Regions from separate parts of the Homo sapiens genome. Here all the other regions are linked to region 2. The links are chromatin contacts, found by Hi-C or POLR2A ChIA-PET in ENCODE. All regions are on one chromosome and are shown on one strand. Each heading gives the region's core, a stretch centred on a gene start or an enhancer-like site at or near the end of the contact. The rest is flanking DNA. Distances are from core to core; before and after follow the strand shown.

Evidence for each region. Hi-C counts contacts between places; a loop is a spot of excess contacts on that map. ChIA-PET counts read pairs that join two places held with the same protein, here RNA polymerase II (POLR2A). Pooled maps may share reads with other maps.
Region 1: a map of IMR-90 shows a loop between it and region 2 (3-fold over the local background). The contact joins the enhancer-like site here to the promoter of SEMA6D in region 2. A Hi-C loop is called at or near these places in 4 of 168 maps with a recorded cell type or tissue (IMR-90, MCF 10A, endothelial cell of umbilical vein and 1 more) and 3 of 50 pooled maps. POLR2A ChIA-PET finds 5 or more read pairs at or near these places in 1 of 52 experiments (Panc1).
Region 3: a map of ascending aorta shows a loop between it and region 2 (5-fold over the local background). The contact joins the promoter of MYEF2 here to the promoter of SEMA6D in region 2. A Hi-C loop is called at or near these places in 3 of 168 maps with a recorded cell type or tissue (ascending aorta, endothelial cell of umbilical vein and posterior cingulate gyrus) and 9 of 50 pooled maps. POLR2A ChIA-PET finds 5 or more read pairs at or near these places in 3 of 52 experiments (A673 and WTC11).

What each region holds. Positions count from the first base shown.
Region 1 is chr15:47,382,418-47,386,122 of GRCh38, reverse strand. It overlaps a transcript of SEMA6D not described here. Among named protein-coding and RNA genes, the nearest start is that of SEMA6D, 330 kb to the left of the region's middle. Within about 2 kb of position 1,647, at least 5 of the 41 ENCODE cell types and tissues checked have a DNase peak (open chromatin) inside an H3K27ac peak, as active enhancers do; they include endothelial cell of umbilical vein and mammary epithelial cell, where a contact is called at or near this core.
Region 2 is chr15:47,715,744-47,719,021 of GRCh38, reverse strand. It overlaps SEMA6D (semaphorin 6D), which reads right to left and starts at 1,517. Exons shown (of 19, transcript NM_001358351.3): 1 at 1,330-1,517. RefSeq lists a silencer at 1,396-1,690.
Region 3 is chr15:48,175,959-48,179,663 of GRCh38, reverse strand. MYEF2 (myelin expression factor 2) reads left to right here and starts at 1,369. Exons shown (of 17, transcript NM_016132.5): 1 at 1,369-1,587. The coding sequence starts at 1,427. It also overlaps a transcript of CTXN2 not described here. RefSeq lists silencers at 1,128-1,227, 1,398-1,827, 1,858-2,027 and an enhancer at 774-1,425.

The DNA of each region.
Region 1 (3,705 bases), core at 398-2,897, 330 kb after region 2:
ACTTATTGATATATTATATCACACTATCCCAGGCATTGTCCTATGGTTTTACATATGTTACACATATATTTAATTCTTGTAAACACTCTGTGAGGTATGCATTATCAAATCTATTTTACAGAGAAGAAAATTAAAGCCCAGAGAAATTAAATGACTTGCCCAATGCTGCACAACTAGTTAGTGTTAAAACTTATTTTGAATTTAGGCTTTTAGACTAAATCCTGTGCTCAAATTATTATTCAACCCCTGTCAAAATTCCTTGCTAACATAATAAGTGCTAGGTAGCTCATCCTATTTCTTATCTTAACTCCTTGGAAGCAGAAGGCTAAATTTTATGCCTGGTTGGAGCAGATGTCCTTGACTTGGGATTCAGTTACAGTTATCATTTCCCAGTTCCAAATTTATTATATAATTCTTGATAATTCTTGTTTTTTTTAAAAAAAATTCTTTATTGCTGTAGTTCTAATGTACATGAGTCTTTTTCTTGGGGGAGTAAGCAGATATAAAAAGCAAGGAAGAACCTCTGGACCTGTACGCTTTGAGTTCAGATGCGTATGAACACACAGATACATTTCTCTGTCAAAGTCAAAGCAGGCTATGAAAAATAATCTCAGGGAAAGCAGAGGCCAGGTGGTGCTTTTCTCTGTTAAAACAAAAAGAAATGAATTTTTACAAATTCACATAGCAATTTGGTTATGGAAATTAAAATGGAATTCGGTACTCTCAGTTCCCAGAGCAAAGACCATGTTGCCTTCACAGTACAATGAAAGAGCATAATGTCTACTATGACTATACCAACATGTATATTCATGTGTCTTGAGACAAGGTATTGTAAATGGAAACCAGGTCTATGAAGCCCCTTACTTGACTTAATGGCACTTATCTGCTCTTGAATTCTTTATTACAATGTTCTGTTTGTAGTGTAAATTGTGTTATTAAGTATTGATGAAAATTCCTAAAACTACCCCTCTATCCAAAAGTTGGATGCAATATTTGCATGAGTTATGAAAACTGTTGTATATAATGAGTCAGAACGCTGCCTTATGAGTTCTATGGTAAAAAAAAAAAAAAAAAAAATTACAGTCCAGCTCCATGAATGTAATTATTCAGTCACCTAGTCTGATTTATCATCTTCATGAGAAACTAAGCCATGAAATATCCTCTGCTAGAAATCAGCCTTCGTTCATTTTGCAAATACACTTGAGAGAAGCAGGAGGAGTGAGAAAAAACAACAAATGATCTGCCAGGACTAGAGGAAACATATTTCTTTTTCTTACAAAAAAAAAAAAAAAAAAAAAAAAAAAAAAACTTTAGTAATCAAATGTTAATTCTGAAATAGATAAATGGGAAAATAACTACACACTCCTCTATATGGTTTTGGCAGTGTGAGCCTTACTCCGGGCTAGAGATGTTTGCTTTCATGCCTCTTATTCAAGAGCAAAAAATAAGGGTGGGGGACACAGAAGGAGGAGCTTCTGGGCATGAGGCGTGTAGGCGTTTGGAGCTCTCCACTCAGACATCCTCATATGCCACAGTTGGTAGCTGATTAGTCCTTTGCAGGCTGCAGGGCCTCTGCTGGCCCCTGCTCACTGCTCATTGCACAGATTAGTGAAAATGAGTCACAGCATGTGCAAGCATGCAGGGCTGATGAAATCCACAGAGGTCAGCTTGCCGAGAAATCCTTTCAAAGGCAAACAGGAACTTCTGACAGATGGAAGAGTGGGAAGCAGATAAAGATGTTTCAGGGAAAAGAGAAAGGTGAAGTGGGGAAAGAACCAAGCTTCTGAGCTCAAAACAACATGAGACTGCCTAGTGAATAGGCGCTAGAAATGCAGCAAATATTTTGAATTTGCCCTTTTTTTCCAAATCTGTTTTAAAGTAGCTCTTATGCACTACTAAACATGCATACAATGTTTGGGCTTTTCTATTCCTTTAATACAACTGTTGTCACTGGGTTGGGAGGACCTCGTGTGAAAGCTGGCAGTTGCCTATTCTGATTTGTGGGAAAACTTAAACCCTGCTACTTTGGTCTTTGTGAAGGTCCCTGGAATTCTTAACATTTAAAAAGTATTTAAAGGCCCAGCCAAAAATTAAACTGGGTATAAGCAATAACGGAGCCCATTGTAAATGAGATCGTGGAAAAACACTCTATGTGTGTGAATCTGTATATATGTGCATGTGCTTTGTGGAAGCAGGAGCTTGAATTTGGGTCATGAGATATACAGAGATGCTTTTGAGAACAATGAACAATTGTTATGAGAAATTGAATGTGTGCTAAAATTTCTCAGCATGCTAGAGACCTGCATCTGGAATCAGACATAGCAGAGTCTGAGTGCCAGTCTTATTCCTTGATATGTCAATCTGGGCCACTAGCTGACCTCTCTAGCTTCAATCTGGGCATTAGCTAACCTCAAAGCTTCAATTTTTATTATCTTACAAAATGGGGTGATTTTAATATTTAACTCAGGGTCCTTATGCCTTATGAGTTAAAACTGGTAAAGCATATAGCTCATTGCCTGACCCATAGAAAACAATCAATAAATTATTATTACTACTACTACTACTGTGTTGTACCAGGCCCCTGGCAGTGCCACATGTGGAAATACCAGAAGCCTGATCTCAAAGTGAAAGAGTATGACCCCTTGAGGAAGGCCAGCACTGGCCGGTTTCAAAATCAACTATGAGCCAGGGCATAGGAGTTAGAGACCAATCATAGTGCTTGTGCCCATCTTCCCTCGTCATGGGAGGCACTATCGTCTCACATCCTCCTGTACTTTCCATATGTGCCATCTGAGTTAATGAATTATCAAGATGAATCAGAAGCTCTGCTAGAAACCTTTGCCCACAACTCTTCCCAGACGAGCTGAGGCATGAAGAAACCAGGATCATACCTCCTCGACCATAGGGAATCACAATCTACTATGTCCTTGGAAATAGAGGATCAGCTTAGAACCACTTAGTTGCATCAAAGCTGTAAGTGCCAGATGGCTGAGATATTGTCCTCATCAGGACAGGCACAAAGGGAAGTTCCCTGGATCATTTTGAGGGACAAAAATTAGGACCAGGTGGTGGCTCATGCCTGTAATCCCAGCACTTTGGGAGGCCAAGGGGGGCGGATTACCTGAGATTAGGGGTTTGAGACCAGCCTGGCCAACATGGTGAAACCTGTCTCTATTAAAATACAAAAATTAGCCTGGTGTGGTGGCAAACACCTGTAATCTCAGCTACTCAGGAGGCTGAGACAGGAGAGTCGCTTGAGCCCGGGAGCCGGAGGTTACAGTGAGCCAAGATCATGCCACTGCACTTCAGCCTGGGCAACAGAACAAGACTCCGTCACTTGTCTTCACCAAATGGTACTACAGGACTAACAAGCAAGAGTTAAGTACAAGCAGAGGGTTGTCCCTCTGATCCCATGCTTTTCTCTTGTTTCAACTAGTAGGCTTCACATTCTGTGAGGACAGAAACCTTGTCTTAGCCATGTCTATATTCTACCTATATTGAGCAGCATTTGTGTGATCTTATACAGTTCTATATATGTTTGCGGACTTGGTTTTTACTTTTAAAGAAATCTCTTTTTGTATAAACACAGCTTTGTGGTCCCTTTTTTTTTCTTTTTGAGACGGAGTCTCGCTCTGTCACCCAGGCTGGAGTGCAGTGGTGCAGTCTCAGCTCACTGCAACCTCCACCTCCTGAGTTCACGTCATT
Region 2 (3,278 bases), core at 268-2,767:
GACCTTTCATTTCAATCCAAGAATTACACATGACAGAAGAAGCTTCAAGCCCTCCTAAATTACCCAAGGAAGGAGGCTACTGTATCAGTTTCTGCAGACCAGGGACAAACACCGCCGCTGTCAAGACGGGAAATAAAAGTTTCCCTACCTTCCTCCTCACCATGCCCCTGCCAGCGGCTGCCGGCGCGAGCGGCGGCTCCCTCCCGGCTGCAGAACGCCTCTCGTTGCCGGAGAAGGGGCTCAGCAAAATTGACTCTTCCTTATTTGTTTCCATCCATAATTGATGGGGAGATGAGAACGTAACACATCTCAGCACCGAGCTCTTGTCGCCTGGCGGAGACCCTGTCCAAGACGCTTCCGTAAAGCATTTCCAGTCGGGGAACAAAGCACGGAAAGTTGCTGGGTAGAGCGGCCGGGAGGAGACACCGGGAGCCGGGTGGGCGGTGGGGTGGCCGGTGGGCTGCTCCGGGCCCGGGAGTCCGCCCGCAGCGCGCTCTGCCAGTAAGGGGAGAGGGACGGTGGGAAGCGGCCGCCCTCCGGGCCTGGGCCGGGGATGGGGATGGCCAAGTCACCCGAGCTCCCGCCCCTCGCCGGCAGGCACTACCCGGGGGCCGTGCAATCCGGGCGCTCACTGACAGGTATCCTACGCCCGCGAGGGGCTGCTCCGGCCTCAACTGCGGCGCTGCGCCCCTTCTCCAGGACGCAGGCTAATGCTCGCCCGCCCGCTCCTAGCCGGGCGCAGAGCTGCCAGACCCCGGGCGTCCCAGCGTCCGCTCTGGGGCCAACGGGCGGGAGGGGGCGGCTAAGCCCGCAGGCGGCTCCTTCGGCCTTGGCTCAGCTCTCCCCGGCTGGCTCCTGGAGACGCTGTGCCCGGCAGAGAAGCAACCCCTGCTAACCCCAGCTATGTGCGGGGGACGCCGAGCTGGCTCTGCCTGGCAAGAAACTTTTACTTGATGCCCCCTCCGCTTTTTTTCCAAGGGGGTGCACAGTGGAGGAGGGCCTCCAAGTCCACTTGCCCCTCCCCCTAAGCCGCCAGCTTTGCCAGTTTTGACGCGTCCGCCAAACCTCTCTAGCCCTTTGCGCGTCCCTTGCACGGCAGGCAGAGAGAGCAGCTTGGAAAATAAATCAACTGTCCAGTGGCAACACACACACACACACACACACACACACACACACACACACACACACAGCGATTCGGGATCTCAGGTTCCGACCCCCACCGCGCGCACACACACACACACACACACACACACAGCGATTCGGGATCTCAGGTTCCGACCCCCACCGGGCGCCACAAGAGCATTAGCAAATTGTTGAAAACGGTCTTACCTCATTGGGGGGAGGCTGGTAAGAAAAAAGAAAAAGAAAAAAAAAAGCTTGCCACGCGCAAGGAAGAAAGAAAATAAAGAAAAATATTGTAAAAATAGATATCCCTCTGTCTCCTTAGGTCTTGGCTTCCTTGATAGAATCCTGAAACTCGCCACCACCCCTTGCAGCAGCAGCAGCAGCAGCGGGACAGAGCAGGAGCAAAACAAACCGATGCACGGCAAATGGTGTAATTCGATCCATCTCCAAGTCAATCCATCAGGCGAGCCGGAGCCTGGCTCCCTCCACGCACTCGGCAGCTCCCGGCGCGGGTCCCACCCCCGGGCACGGACGGCAGGAGGCGCGGCCGGCCGGGCGCGCTCGCCCTCGCGGGTGAACCGTGGCCAGCGCCGCCTGGAGGCCCCCACCCTGGCGCCGCGGCCCTGCTGACCCCTCGGTGGCCTCCGCGTCCCTCCTCTCCGGCGCTCTGCTGCGCACCCTCCCTCTCCCCACCTCTGAGTAGCTGCTCCTTCTAGCAACTCCCAGTGCCTCAGTCATCCAGCTCGCAGTGGGTGCTGCAGCCTGCGAAGCAACCTTTTCGATTCCCTCCCTCTTTCCCTCTCGCTCACTTCTTTCAGAGCTTTCCTCCAGAACCCAGAGGACAAATCACTGCAGCCCAGGAGAGCTGCGGGCGCAGTTGTTCCGTGAAGTTCTGCCTTAGTTTTCCAGTGTAAGATTTATTTTTTAAGCACATCTTTACAAACCCGCCCCCACATTACCCCCCCGCCCCCCATTTCTCTTTATAACCACTAAGCAAAACAGCTGGGAAGAAAGCAATCAAACATTGCTTTATCTTTATAAAATACAGAAATTGCCTACTAAAAATCCCATTTCTACTTTGAATGAAAGCCATTCTGTACAGTATAATTTTGCAGGCTAATGACCCGGTTTTACAGGCAAGTGTTTCATGTAATATGTTGTGGGAGAAATGAAAATGTCCTTGAAGTGACATCATTTAAAATTGACTGTCACAAATGAAAGGAAAAAAAAAGTCACATATTCCAAAACAAGAGGATTTTAATTCAAACTTCATTTCCAAGAACGGGCTGTGTTTTATTAATTTCCAGTTGAATTATGGATCACTGAGGGCTCTAAATGGCTAGAATGAACCATGATGCCCCTGTTTAAAGAAAAAGAAGAGAGCTTTTTCCGCCAAACTTAATTTTCATTTGAGTATGGTTAATTACCGTGAAAGAGAGAAGAGAGGGGCGCAGAAAGGACTTCCTTTCCTCAATGGTTCCTGCTTTCTCCCAAACACAGTTACATGTTTACATTTAGGAAAAATACCCTGGTCCTCGTTGTTTCTGAAACTTCCAAGGACAGCCTTGAAAAGGAACTCAAAAAAGACACCCCAAGCAACTGCTGCAGGACTCATCCGGAGAACTATTTCCTCCCTAGTTAACACTGTGTAACCCAAGGAAAGAAGGGGAGAGAAGGATGAGGAGTCTTTTAAAATATAGACTCTTTCCTGCTGTTCTTCCAATTAGAAGAAAAGAGTAGGGGGCGGAAAGAACAGCTTTGGCAACACAGCTCTGTGATTTTTTTCCTGTTGTTATTAGGTCTTTTGTTGGCCGGCTAGTTGGTGTTTTCTGGTTGTGCTGGGCTCTGACATCATTGCAAGTTACTTGGCAGTCAGGGCCCTTCCCCAGCCAACTTCTGACCCAGAAAGCTGTGCCTGTTTCCTGGCGTCCAGTTATTCTGTATTTTCTCCATCAAGGGAGCAAGCCCCCGTTGCAGGCAGAGGATACTGTGCATTGCATAAAGATTGCAAGGGGGTGGCCATTGGCTTGATGAGGAGTCAAATCGCCACCCACCTGGAGACAGAAAGCTCTTGAGTTGTCCTGCATCTGCAGTAGCAGCAAAGAGGGAAAAAAAATTAAATTCTGGAGATTCCTAAATTCCTTGCTAAAATT
Region 3 (3,705 bases), core at 120-2,619, 460 kb before region 2:
TATCCCTATTTATTGTAGAGAGATTGAGAAATGAGGTGACTTGCCCAGGGAGTTATGGGCAAAAAGAGGCAGAGCTGGGGTTCTAACCCAGATTTTGTCTGTCACAATTGAATGCCCTTTCTGCGATTATAAATCTTATGTCTCAGAGTTGAATGAGAAACAATTTATACAGCAACTACAATAGCATTCTTATCATTAAAATGTTCTGATTATGTGTGTGTGTGTTTGTGTATGTGTGTGTGTGTATGTGTGTGTGTGATGAAGTAGCTGAACTTGGTATTTTTCGGTAGAGGGTAGGAAACTACACATTGAAAAGCCGAAGATGAAATTATGTTATTTGAGTATTACTTTCTAACTATAACTTTACCACTGATGTGTGTATGATATTCTGCAAAGTGACTAAACTGTACGTGTTTGCTTCTTCATGGAAAAAAAATTTGGGAAGGCATTTAAACTTTTCAGCTGAAAAAGGTTATGTCAATGTGAAAGATTATAGTACTCGAGAATTAGGAGTTGATTAAATTTAACGGTTTCCTTTTCATACTTAGGGGGAAAAATCTACGACTGTATTTTAAAACTCCATATGGCAATTAAATTTGAGAGCGTATAACTAACTACTTCACTAGAATTTCCATCAGTATACAATAAACACACAGTCAAAACCTCAAATGTCCATTATTAGCCCATCTAGTAGACGATATTTTATAATTATGGATTCCCCATATTGATTGATGTCCAGAGAAAAACTGCAGTCTTCTCTTACTAAGCTGATAGTTGAGTTCCTGGGAAATCCTCACCCCCTAAGAACAAATAATTCTCAAAGAAATTCAAAGTCATTCCTTTTGGTGAATTGCAATCAGTCATCAATAACTATTTATGGAATGTCCGAAGGGTGCCTAGGCATTGAAATGGCAAGAGACTTATATTTGCTTAATTCAAAGGATTTCTAAAGGCAGTCTGAGGACTTGCAAGAAGTCTTTAAAGATGCAAAGTGGTGTGTTCTTTAACTGCCCCTACCTGGAATGAATTGAACAGTCTGGGTGTTAGGGCTTTGATGTCTAATCCCGCTTTGCAAGCGAAGACTCCACTGGTGCCAAGCGACAGGCGGGCTGGTGGGCAGACATGGCACCACCACCGGGGGCTTTCAGGACTGGTCCAGCCCTCCCAGGCAGGTGTAGGGCCGACTGCAGCAACAGCGGCCCTGACCCCAGCTCCCATGGCTCCCCTCCCCCCGCACTCCCACCCCCCGCACCCGGCACACACCATCTCCCAGTCACCCAGTCTCGACCGGTTCTCGCGAGATCCGGGTTACTGAGCGCTCGGGGCCTTTTCAAATCGGGATCCGTTACCGCTTCCCCGGCAGCCGCCATTGTCGCGCTCGGAGCCCCTCAGCTCAGGCGGCCGAGGCGGAGGCAGCGGCGGCGGGATGGCGGACGCCAACAAGGCCGAGGTGCCCGGGGCCACTGGTGGCGACAGCCCGCACCTGCAGCCCGCAGAGCCGCCGGGCGAGCCGCGGCGAGAGCCGCACCCCGCGGAGGCGGAGAAGCAGCAGCCGCAGCACAGCAGCAGCTCCAATGGCGTTAAAATGTATTGTCTTTTCCTCCGGGAACCGGGGCGAGGTGGGGGGCGGGGAGTCTACCGGGCGGCTAGAGGCCGGGCTGTGCCCCGATGGGGGACAACCACCCCCAGACCCCGGCCCGCCCCCGGGCCATCGGCTTCCTGAGGAGCAGGTGCAGCTGGGCCGCTCCCAGGCCCTTCCCCGCCCGCCCCAGGCCTGGCCGCCTGTGGTCTGGGAGCCGGGGCTGGGGGCCCGGGGACCAGCGCTCTTCCCTGATTTCTAGCCCGAGACAGCGAACACCCCTCTTCCCTGACTTTGGTTAAAGAATCTTTGAGCAAAGCTCAGCGACCGCCACGGTTTGCAGGAAAATGGTCCCCCTTTAAGGACCAGTAGTTAGTGTTCATCACTAGGGAGTATCTAGGGATGACATCATCGGACATTTCCTCTTAACCACCGAGAACATATTTAAAAGGAATATTCCTGGCTTCTTTCTGAGCTTCACAAGTTTAGTGTTTTGTTGTTTTCTAAAGTGTATGTTCATTTTTAAACTGATTTATACCGAGAGGAAGTTTAATAATGTGCTGTTAGACTCTATGTTTTGTGTTACTCTTGAATTGGCTAGACGTACTTTAAAAAGGGAAATGTGCGATGTGCGTGGCTTCCCTTCCCACTGGGTAATGTGCGTCAGCTGTGGAGAGTATTTTTTTTTTTAACTCAGTGTATGATTATCTTAAGTTTGGTATAATAGATGGTTAAGATTTTTTTTTTCCCAAATGAAGGAAGACTTTTAAGGTCGCAGCTGTCACCAGTGCCTATAAAGAATTTAGTTGACCCCAATCCATAATAATTTCTGGTTCTAGGGAAATGTTATGCTCTCCTTTGTTCCTGTCCTGTGGGAGGATATGAAGTTAAGCGCTTACTTTCATATGCCTACCTCCTTAAACCTGAAGTTGAAAGTATGTTAATAATTAAGTGAAAACATCCTTTTCCTTCTCTGTTATGCCTCAGAGCAGAAAGCAATAGATATATGCTCACAGTAAAATAGACAAGGGAAAGGTCTTTCTGACCTTTGTATAAGCATGTTTGAAATTGTATGGTAAGAACTGGACCAGTCTGTGTAAAAGTTGGTGGCAAAAAAGATGGGGTAGCTCTCCCCAGCTCTTTGACACTCTTGCTCTCAAATGAGTTTGAACAGGATCGGCAGCATCTTCTAGGAGAATAGAGGTGCAGGTATAAGAGATTGGAACTTAGTGGAGTTTATTCCTGGATGAAGAGTGGTGCACCTCAGTAATTGAGGAACCAGAAAGGGAATGAAGTGCTTTCTACCATGCTTGCCAAAATGTGGGCTTTCTGGAATTTGGCATTAAAAATAGAAATGAAAACCGGTGGAATGATAAACTTAAAAATATGTGCTATTCATATCTAAACACGAGTATACATGCCACCTTTTCTCCTGAACAAAAAGTGCAGCCTTGAATTACAGAGAGAAGCCCTCCTATACTTGGGTATGATTAGTTTTGATATAGGGGAAGTTTGGTATCTAAACCTCCATCAGATTTTCTATTCCCTTCTAAAGTCTCTTCATGATTTAGCAAGACAGGAAAAGAGAAAGGAGAAAGGTGGAGAAAGAATCCTTTTCTAATTTAGGAAGAGAAAAATATAAGGTGAAGAAATGAAGAAATATTACTAGTAAATACAGATTATTTCCATATTGCTTATAATTCGCCTCTCCCTTTCTCTTTTTCCCAGAAGTTGAATCGAGTCCAATTTACTCTCAGGGATTTCTCTTACTGTCTATTCCATAAGAAGATTTGTGATGGTCCAGCATGAGTCATTCAAACTGAATAACTAGCGACCTAGTCCTTTTTTTTTTTTTTTTTTTTTTTACTTCGTGAACTAGTAGGAGTGGATAACAACCCCAATACATAAACCTTGAGTTGATTACCATATACTTTTAATAATAAAAATAATTCATTGTTGATTATAAAAATTACCATAATATTGCCCCAAATTATGTATTGGTTGGAATTGAACAGAGTACTGCTTGTCATCAGGATTGAAATAATATTTGCTGAGGTTAATCCATAGTTATTGAGGGTGGGAGACCACTATGTCTTATTCTTCTTTGTATTCTTAAGGCCTAGTAA